2 separate regions of the Homo sapiens genome follow, and region 1 is linked to region 2. A link is a contact called in ENCODE Hi-C or POLR2A ChIA-PET data. All regions are on one chromosome and are shown on one strand. Each heading gives the region's core, a stretch centred on a gene start or an enhancer-like site at or near the end of the contact. The rest is flanking DNA. Distances are from core to core; before and after follow the strand shown.

Region 1 (4,776 bases), core at 1,531-4,030, 48 kb before region 2:
GATCCACAACCAGCCTGGCCTGGCTCCCCGGCCCACGGTGCTTCCAAGGTGCCTGGAGCCCTCGCACAGGAATGGGCTGGAGTCTTCAGCTCTGGGTGAGCCCTTTGCCACCAACTCTCAGGAGCCTCAAGTCTCAGTGGAAAGCAGCAGCCACCTGGGCATTTGCTGTGCCAGGCACTGGGCAGAGCCTTTGGCACACCCCAACCTGGGGACCTCCCACCATCCTGTGAGCCAGACTCAGTGATCATCATCCCCATTGGCTTTAATGTTTAAAATATTGTGGAATCACATCCATGCCAGGGAAGTGGTGTGAAGGGAATCACGTGGGCTGCCCAGCACGCTCCTGTGTCAGTGCAATGCGGGGCAACAATATTCCAAGAGGTTGTTTCAGGGAGTTCCAGTTGAGAGCAATATTTATTCTCTTCTGCTTGCTTTTCTGCAAGGAACATCGATTATTTTCATAATGAGAACTGAAAGTAAAGGCTTATTATAGAGAAAAGCATTGGCAAACAGTGAGCACGGGGGGATCTGGCCACCCCTTCCTGGGGATGTGACTGTGCACTGTTGCAACCTGGATGGGTTGGTGGAGGTGCTGGCCCTGCTCAGATCTCTGTCCCGCAGGTCACCCTGGTGTGTTTATCTGGGCCACCCTATCAGCCTCTTAGATAGTCTCCAGGCTCCCCAAGAGCAGCTCCATAAACCACCTAAAAAAAAAAATCCTTTCTGGAGAGAGGAGGTGTATCAGTCAGGGTTTAGTGCCTCCAGGGCTGTTTTTTGTTTTTTTTGTTTTTTGTTTGTTTGTTTGTTTGAGAGGTCTCACTCTGTCACCCACGCTGGAATGCAGTGGCACAATCTCAGCTCACTGCAGCCTCATCCTCCTGGGCTCAAGCAATTCTCCCACCTCAGCCTCCTGAGTAGCTGGGGCTACAGGTGTCCACCATCACACCAGGCTAGTTTTTGTATTTTTTGTAGAGATGGGTTGGGGGGGGGGGTTTGTCTCACTTTGTTGAGGCTGGTCTTGAACTCCTGAGCTCAAGTGATCCTCCTTGGCCAGCCAAAGTGCTGGGATTGCAGGCGTGAGCCACAGCGCCCGACCCTCTCCAGGTGTTTTGAGTAGGAGACATTGAGTGCAGGGAATTGGTGGTACAGCACAGGTGATGGAAGAGCCCAGGATGGGCAACCATAGCAACCGCCACAACCCCCAGGCCCAGAGGAACAAGGGGAGGAAGAGATTGCACCAGGCCCCAGAAGTTTGGGGTCCCTCAGGGAAATTGAGAAGCTCGGGGGGCCCACTCCCAGCACTTTGGGGGCTAAGGCGGGTACATCACTTGAGGTCAGGAGTTCGAGACCAGCCTGGGCCAATATGGTGAAACCCCATCTCTACTAAAAATACAAAAATCAGCTGGGTGTAGGGGCACACGCCTGTAATTCCAGCTACTCACAAGGCTGAGTCAGGAGAATTGCACTTTCTCATCATACTGTGTAATGATGCTGGTGTCTGCCATCTGAGAACGGCCCCCGCCATAGCCATACTCTCCCACCTCCTCCCTGCCCCTGCGCCTCGGGCCCTGCCCTCTCTTCGGCTCCTTTCCTGTCTCCCACTTCCAGCCACCCACCTGCATGAATCCACCTGTCTGTTCCCCACATCTGCACTTGGGCATCGTCACCTGGAGAAAGTTCTACCTCCTGGAAGCCTGAAGCCACTGCAGATTCACGCCTCCCCCCACCTTCCCAGCAATCCTTGCGGGGTGGGAGGTGTTTGTCATCCAGTCACTCATGCACCCATCCAGTCACAAGTATTGATCACTCAGTAGGTGCCCAATGCCATCCTCTGCATTTGGGAGAGGATGTACCTAAAGAGCAGTGGGTGGAGGGGGGTGCACAGGGAGGGCATGGAAAACCAGAAGGGAAGTGAAGGGACTGCATTCTCTGCAGGGATGGTCTCTTGTTCTGAGAGCTGAGTGGGAAGGAAGCCACCTGGGAGGCGCAGCAGGAAGAGCATTCAAACCAGAAGGAACCCAGGGGAGAGAATCTGGATATTTTCAAAAGTGGCCCCGTGGCTCCAGCCAGGTCGGTGGTAGCCAGTGCTTTGGAGTGTCGGCCCCACCACAGGCTCCCGCTGCAGCCCGGGATCCAGTGCCCAGCAGGATGGGGGCAGGTGGCTCTGGGCCCCACTACATGGTTGTGGCAGGGTCCCCCATGTAGTTCAGTGGGGATCACAATCTCCACCTCCCAGGACCCACTCAAGCTCCCATTTGCACAGCCCAAACTGGAGCAGGATGGGGACATGGGAGGTGGGCTCTGGCTGTAGCGTCCGGTGGTGGGAGGTGGGGTCCAGGTGGTGACGCTACTGTCCCTGCAGTGCTCTTTGATGAGCTGTAACAGCAGGCTTGGAGGTGGGGCTGGGGACGACCCAGGCAACCCTGAGGGGAGCTTAAGGGAGCCAGGCAACCCTGGCACTTTTCCAAGGCTTTGCATTAACTCAATAGTTCCGCCATGGCCCCGGGGGTAGTGCCATGTATTTCTGTTTTACCGTCGAGGAAACGGAGGAAACCGAGGCACAAAGAAATGGAGTTAATTCCTAAAGTCACAGGGCCAGGAGGTGGCTGAGTGGGGATTCGAACTCACACCCCAGAGGGCACACACAGGCAGGCCCCTGCACACACGCGCGCGCGCGCGCGCACACACACATACACACACACGTGTCCTGGAGGAGGCGGCCCGCAGGGCGGGACAGGGCGGGGCGGGGGCAGGTCCCGGCCGCCGGGAGGAAGTGGCCGGGCGGTCGCAGGGACTCCGGGGCGACCGCCGCGAGTCCGCAGTAGTTCGGGCCATGGAGGCGGAGCCGCCGCTCTACCCGATGGCGGGGGCTGCGGGGCCGCAGGGCGACGAGGACCTGCTCGGGGTCCCGGACGGGCCCGAGGCCCCGGTGAGCGGGGACCCGGAGTGCGAGGCGCGGGCGTCCCCTGTGGGCCAGGGTCCCCCCGGCGGGGGCGGGGCGGGCCGGGGGGCGGCGGGCACCGGGGGACACGGGTTCGGGGCGCGATCGCGGGTGCGAGCGGCGTGCGTGGCTCGCAGCTGGACGAGCTGGTGGGCGCGTACCCCAACTACAACGAGGAGGAGGAGGAGCGCCGCTACTACCGCCGCAAGCGCCTGGGCGTGCTCAAGAACGTGCTGGCTGCCAGCGCCGGGGGCATGCTCACCTACGGCGTCTACCTGGGTAGGTGCCGCTCGGGGACCCGGGGCCGCCCCGCCCGCTCCCAGCCCGGCCCGGGAAACAGAAACCGCGGGCCGCCGCCTCCCGCCCGCTCTCACTTCCCCTCCGCTGCCCTCGCAGCTGCAGCCACGGCCCCCCGCGGCGGGGGTGGGGTTGGGGGGTCAAGTAGCGCAGCGTCCCCGGGTCCCAGCCAGAGCCTCGGTGTGGGTGGGGGACGGGGGTCCGGGCTCCCGGACAGACCTGCCACCGTCAGAATTGGAGGCCGGCGGAGCAAGGCGGGTGGGGGTCTGGGCTTAGCTGGCCAAGTGGCCGCGGGCTGGCAGAAGGCGTGGCGCAGCCCGGGAACCCCGCTGTCCTGAGGGGCGCTGTCAGCGGGAATGCCTTCGGTGATTGGAGCTCCCTGCGAGGCCTGCATGCCGTCTTCTGCTCGGTGGCGCCCAAAGCTAGGCTGCTCCCTGCACGCCGCTCTCTGTCCTGTCCCCAGGCCTCCTGCAGATGCAGCTGATCCTGCACTACGACGAGACCTACCGCGAGGTGAAGTATGGCAACATGGGGCTGCCCGACATCGACAGCAAAATGCTGATGGGCATCAACGTGACTCCCATCGCCGCCCTGCTCTACACACCTGTGCTCATCAGGTGGGCGCGGCTGCTCCTGTGGGATGCTGCGGTACTCCCATTTCGGAGGGGTACAGAGGCCGGCGGGCCAGGAGGTGTCCATCTGCCGGGGTGTTTGTGGGGCGAGGGAACAAGGGAGAGGTTTTTTTCTACCCGGAAGCCTGAGAGTGAAGGGGGTGAAACTCGGATTTGGGGAAGGAAACAGGAACTTTGCCTCAGGGCACATTTGGTTTCCAGCAACAGATTCACACGGGCTGAGCTCCCTCCCAGCTTGCCTGGGCCTCACGTGGCACCCTCCTCGTGGCCTCCTTGGAGGCCTCCCAGAGCCACTGTGGCCTTCAGGGTTGGGGCTGTAGAGTTAGGGGTTTCTGATCGGTCAGCAAAGTCCAGGCACCCATGCCTGGCCCAGTCGCTGTGACTGGTGCTGAGGGGGTGTTTCTCACAGACAGGCATGGCTGGGCAGGTGCCCCAGAGCTCTCCCCCAGATCTGAGCCCTGGAGGTATGTGGTTCAGCCTCCCCATCACCGGTCCACAGTGCCCTCCCTGATGGGACCTGGAGACCAGTGGACAAATTAGGTGAATTTGAGCTCCCTCATCTTTAAAACAAACAAACAAACAAAACAACAAGAGAAAACTCCATTTAAACAAAAATTTGAAAATTTAAAACATCTCCCGTTGCACAGGCAGGATTAGAATAACTGAAATCATAAAAAAGAAACCCCATCTAAGCCCTCCAGGAAATCGGCTACCCATGCTGTCCCACCAGCATGCATGGATTACATTCACATCCTTGTCCCCAGAGCACGTGTGTGGACGTGCCCGTGTGTGTGTGTGTGTGTGTGTGTGTGTGTGTGTGTATGCAAGCGGGCTATGTTTGCTTTTGCTTGCTTACTTTTTTTTTTTTGAGACAGATACTTGCTCTGTCACCTAGACTGCAGTGCA
Region 2 (4,308 bases), core at 1,268-3,767:
GTGTTTGCATTTTTAAATTGGTTACTAGTGTCAGAATGTTTCATGAGTAAGAGCACAGCCTCTCTGTTGGATGCCCTGAATTTGAATCTCAGCAAGGCCACTTTGTATATAACCAGAGGATGGATTTGGGGACCCAATGGATTTACCATGACATGAACTTGCACCAACATTCACCTGACCTCCAAAATGCCTATTCTGACTGGTAGACCCTAGTCTCGCCCTAGTGCCAGTTCAGAGCCTGTGTCCAGTGATCCTGCACAGATCTCATTAGTTCCTTTTCCCCTGTTCAGTCATCCTGGTAAAAGGCTGTGTATTCCTTTGGGGGCAGGCTGGGAGAAAAATTGACAGTATAAATTTTTGGCAGTGGAGCAGAGTCCTTTCTGGAGGGGACCTGGCTTCCCATTCAGACAAGGGACTCCGGGTCTGTGAACTGGCTTATGTCTGGGAATTGACTGGGGACTGTGACTCTGTTGTTATGATTCAGATTAGACTTCTACTCACCTGACCTAGAACTCTTCTGCAAACACAGATCAAGTAAAAATGTGGCAGGCTTCTTACCTATTTCACTTCTAGGAATGCCACGATCAGCTGGCACCATAGGTCTCTGTGAGTCAGGCTGTTCTGGTTGCAGCTTTGACTCTGCTGTCTTTTATGGTAACTGCGTCCACCTTGCCTTTGGGGATTGAGTGCTGCAATCACTTGGCCCCGGCCCCTGTAGTGTGCCTATGTCACTTACCCTCTTTATACCTCAGTCTCCTCCTCTGTAAAATGGGCATCCTAATAGCACCCACCCCCAGGGCTGCTGTGAGGTATAGATGGATTAGCATATTGAAAGTAATAGAAGAGAGTCCAAAGCCCATGTGTCGTTATCAGAATTATTTCATGACAGGGGAGAGCTGGAGGAGAGAGGAAGGTGCTGAGCAGACCCATGTGCTCTCCCACCAGTGTTTCCTGAGCACCTACTATGTGCTGCCCACTGTGAGAGCTGTTAGGGTTGAAATAGGGAGCACAGCAGGGTAGGGTCCGCCATCAGGAGCTTAGTGGAGAGACCATTGTGCAACATGGTTCCAGTGCTTGGGGTGGAGAAGCTCAGGGAGTTCAGGGGCCTAGGATCCTGGGCAGAATCATGGAAAGGACACAGCCTCCCCAGCCTCTCCTGCCTCCACTGCCTCCCTGGCCTCCTCTGCTTCCCTGGCCTCTCCTGCCTTCCTGGCTTCCCCTTCCACCCCAGCATCCCCAGTCTCCCCTGTCTCTCCTGCTTTTGAGGTGGGCCAGGAGCTGCTGGTGCTCAGCCTGTCCTGGACTCTTGGTGTAGCACCTCAATGTCCAGAAAATACCCCCGAGTTCAGCTCATCACACAGCCAAGGAAGGAGCTCCACACTGACACTAAGAGTGCATCCTGGGCTCATTCATCAGGGCGTGCCTCCAGAATATTTCTCCACGTCTCCTCCCTTTGCCCACCTGCATTGTCTCTGTGCCTCAGCCCCGGCTAGGGGCCTGCAAGGATCCCCTATCTCCTCTGCCCCTGCACGGCTGGGTCCCAGGCAATCTGTCTGCCCACCACACCTTTCTCCTCTTGCCCACCACGCTCCAGCCCCACAGTCCTCTTTCTGCTTCTTTCCCAGCCTCTGGGCTTTTGCACACGCTGTTCCCTCTGCCTGAACAACCTCCACTGGGCTGAGAACAACTCTCTGAGACGTCTCTCAGCTGTTGCTTCCTTTGGAACAGCCGCTGTTGCTGTCAATCTCCCAGCGCCAAGACATGCTGAGCCTCCTGTCTTTTTCAGTTCCCATGCCCCCAGCACTTCTTCTTGGCCTCCTTTTGCCCAATTGACAATGTCCATTCTCAATGCCTTCTCACCCAGGGCTGAGCCCTACTGTGTGAAGGCCATGCCTGTCATGTTCACCACAATATCCCCTCCCCCATCACCACGCCTGGTCCACAGAGATGCTCAAAAAAGATCTGTTGGTAGGCAACGCGAAGGTGCATTCATGTCATCCTGCAGGCGGAATTCTCCACGAATTTTGAGCAGCCTCGGTTTTCCCACCACCTCCAAATCATGCAAGACACAGGGTAAGAGCAAAGACAAGGTGGCTGTGGCTGATGTCCACCCTCTCGGGGCGTCCCTTCTCTCCTCCTTGGGCAGGGAGACCATCGGGGTGCAACCTGGTTGGGGCGGGGAGGAGGTGCAGGGCCTGGCCAGAGCGGGCATGGCCGCAGGCAGGGGACAGCGACTGCTTGGGCCAGGGCAGGCGAGCTCAGCGCAGGCCAGGGCCCGGCGTGTCCGCGGTGGGCGCGAGCGGCCAGCAGAGGGCGCCAGAGAGCAACGAGCGGCCCGCGGAGGAGCCCACGCCCGCCCCGATGCCTAGCTCCGCGCCGCGCGGACCCACCGAGCCCGCGCTCAGACGCCCCAGCTCCGCCGACAGGCCGCTCGCGCCGGGTCCTTCCTCTTCCCCAGGTGCAGGCAGAGCCCCCGGAGCCATGGCCAGCCCTTCCGGCAGCTCCAAAGCCACTGGCAAGCCCCGAGGCAGGGATGGCCGGCCCAGGAGAGAGGAGGACGACGTCACTCCCGAAGAGAAGAGGCTGCGGCTGTTGCTGGAGGAGGGAAGCGCACAGCCCGATGACGGGGAGGACGCACCGCGGCCAGGCAGGAAGGAGACCGGCACCCAGACAGGTGGCGACGGCAGAGGAGTAAGTGACGCGGGCGCGGGGGTCCGGGGGTGCCGGGGGTGCCGGGGACGCGGGGTAGGGGCGGCGGGAGGCTCCGTGGCCGGCCCCGGGTTGAAGTTGGTAACTGAGCGACAACTCCGGCGGGCGCGGAGTGACAGCTCGCGACGGCCTCCGAGACGCCAGCTGCCCCTTCTCGGCTGTGTGGCTTCGACTTCCTGATTCTCCCACGACGTCCCTGGACTAGAGACCCGCTGGACTCTGCGGCTAGCCAAAAGGGGAGGGGGAGCCCCGCGTCCTGGGGGCCCCTAGCAGGGGAAGGGGCGGGGGTTGCGCTGAGCGTCCTGTCTGGGGCATCTGTCTGGGACTCTGTCAGTGCCTCTCACCTGGCGAGGGGCTTGTGGCGGGGGTAGGGGGGAAGTCCCTGGCGCCAGGCTTGGCCAAGCCCTGCTCTGCTGGGCTGCGGGCTGGCGGTGCTCACCCAGCTCCTCACCTGCCCCGCATCTTCCTGTTTTTCTTCCCTTTCTGGTTGGGCAGCGAGAGTTGAGAGGAGGCAGATGGCTTACATCCCAGAAATCGCTCTCCTCTTTCCATCCCTACAGAGAGGGACAGAGAGGGAAAGTTCCTTGCATCCCCCGGGACGCTGTCCCTGTGAGCTCCCGGTGTCCTGCACACGTGAGCCCCTGAGTTACCGGGCCTGTGTGTGTGGGATGGGGCTCCGTGGCCAGCCTGGCCTCCTGGAGTTCACTTTCTGCTTTCCTACACCAACTCTTCCTGTGTGGCTTTGCTGGCCTTCCACTGAGGAGGCACATGGGTTTGGAGGGCAGATGAGGGCCCACTGGAGAGCTGTACCCCTCAGTGAGGGCCGCCACCTTGATGGTTTTTGATGGATAATGGGGTTGACCTCTTTGTTCTTTCCACATGTTTTTATGTTTGACCATTTGCTCAGCTGAGCTTGTCTTAATAATTGGATTCGTGGTTAATGAGCCCCACATGGGCGAGAGGGCGGCCTTCATTCGGAACCCATTTAGGCAGCACGGGCAGCCCTCCTCGCCGTGGGCGGCATCAGAGCCCCCCTGCCCAGTCTTGGGGTTGCTCCTGGATGCCGTCTGGGAGGCTTGCTCATGGTGACATCCTTATCTCCCCGTGCACGTTACCGCATTCAGAGCTTGGGTCACCTGGACACTGAACTCAGGCGAATTTTCTCTGAGATCCTGGGAGAAGGAGGACAGTTCTCTGGAAGGTTTTCCAGGGCCGATCACGGAAAGGATGAGAAGGGAGAGGTCCTGGTCGGGGACACAATTACGATGGCAGTGTAACGCCGGGAAACTTTATTGCATGAAGTCCCTCTCACTCCCTCTACCTCCTTCTTTTACGTGGACTCTGCCAAAGACCAGGATACCAGAATGCAGTGGAGTGACCAAGTGTAGTGGGACCTTGGGAACCTGAGTCTGGAGCCAGGCGGCTGGGGTTTGCATCCTGGTTCTGCCCCTCCTTAGCTGGCTGACATGGCACAAGCCACTTACCCTCTCTGAGCCTTACTGTCTTCAGTGGCAAATGGATCTGTCAACAGGCCTCGTTGCCTGGGGTTGTTACTGCTGAGATTAAGGGAAGCTCGTCCATAGAAGCACTTAGCGTTGT

What was found. A loop is a pair of places that touch in the nucleus more often than their neighbours do. ChIA-PET counts read pairs that join two places held with the same protein, here RNA polymerase II (POLR2A). Pooled maps may share reads with other maps.
Region 1: a pooled map shows a loop between it and region 2 (2.7-fold over the local background). The contact joins the promoter of UNC93B1 here to the enhancer-like site in region 2. A Hi-C loop is called at or near these places in 9 of 50 pooled maps. POLR2A ChIA-PET finds 5 or more read pairs at or near these places in 3 of 52 experiments (Caco-2, Panc1 and WTC11).

The regions. Positions count from the first base shown.
Region 1 is chr11:68,002,101-68,006,876 of GRCh38, reverse strand. UNC93B1 (unc-93B1 regulator of TLR signaling) reads left to right here and starts at 2,780. Exons shown (of 11, transcript NM_030930.4): 1 at 2,780-2,929; 2 at 3,079-3,220; 3 at 3,702-3,855. The coding sequence starts at 2,834. RefSeq lists enhancers at 1,737-2,279, 2,280-2,823, 3,728-3,777, 3,878-3,927, 4,028-4,227 and silencers at 2,658-2,957, 3,018-3,427.
Region 2 is chr11:67,953,865-67,958,172 of GRCh38, reverse strand. LOC112268076 (translation initiation factor IF-2-like) reads left to right here. Exons shown (of 4, transcript XM_047427952.1): 3 at 2,147-2,691. Among named protein-coding and RNA genes, the nearest start is that of UNC93B1, 48 kb to the left of the region's middle. Within about 2 kb of position 2,517, at least 3 of the 41 ENCODE cell types and tissues checked have a DNase peak (open chromatin) inside an H3K27ac peak, as active enhancers do.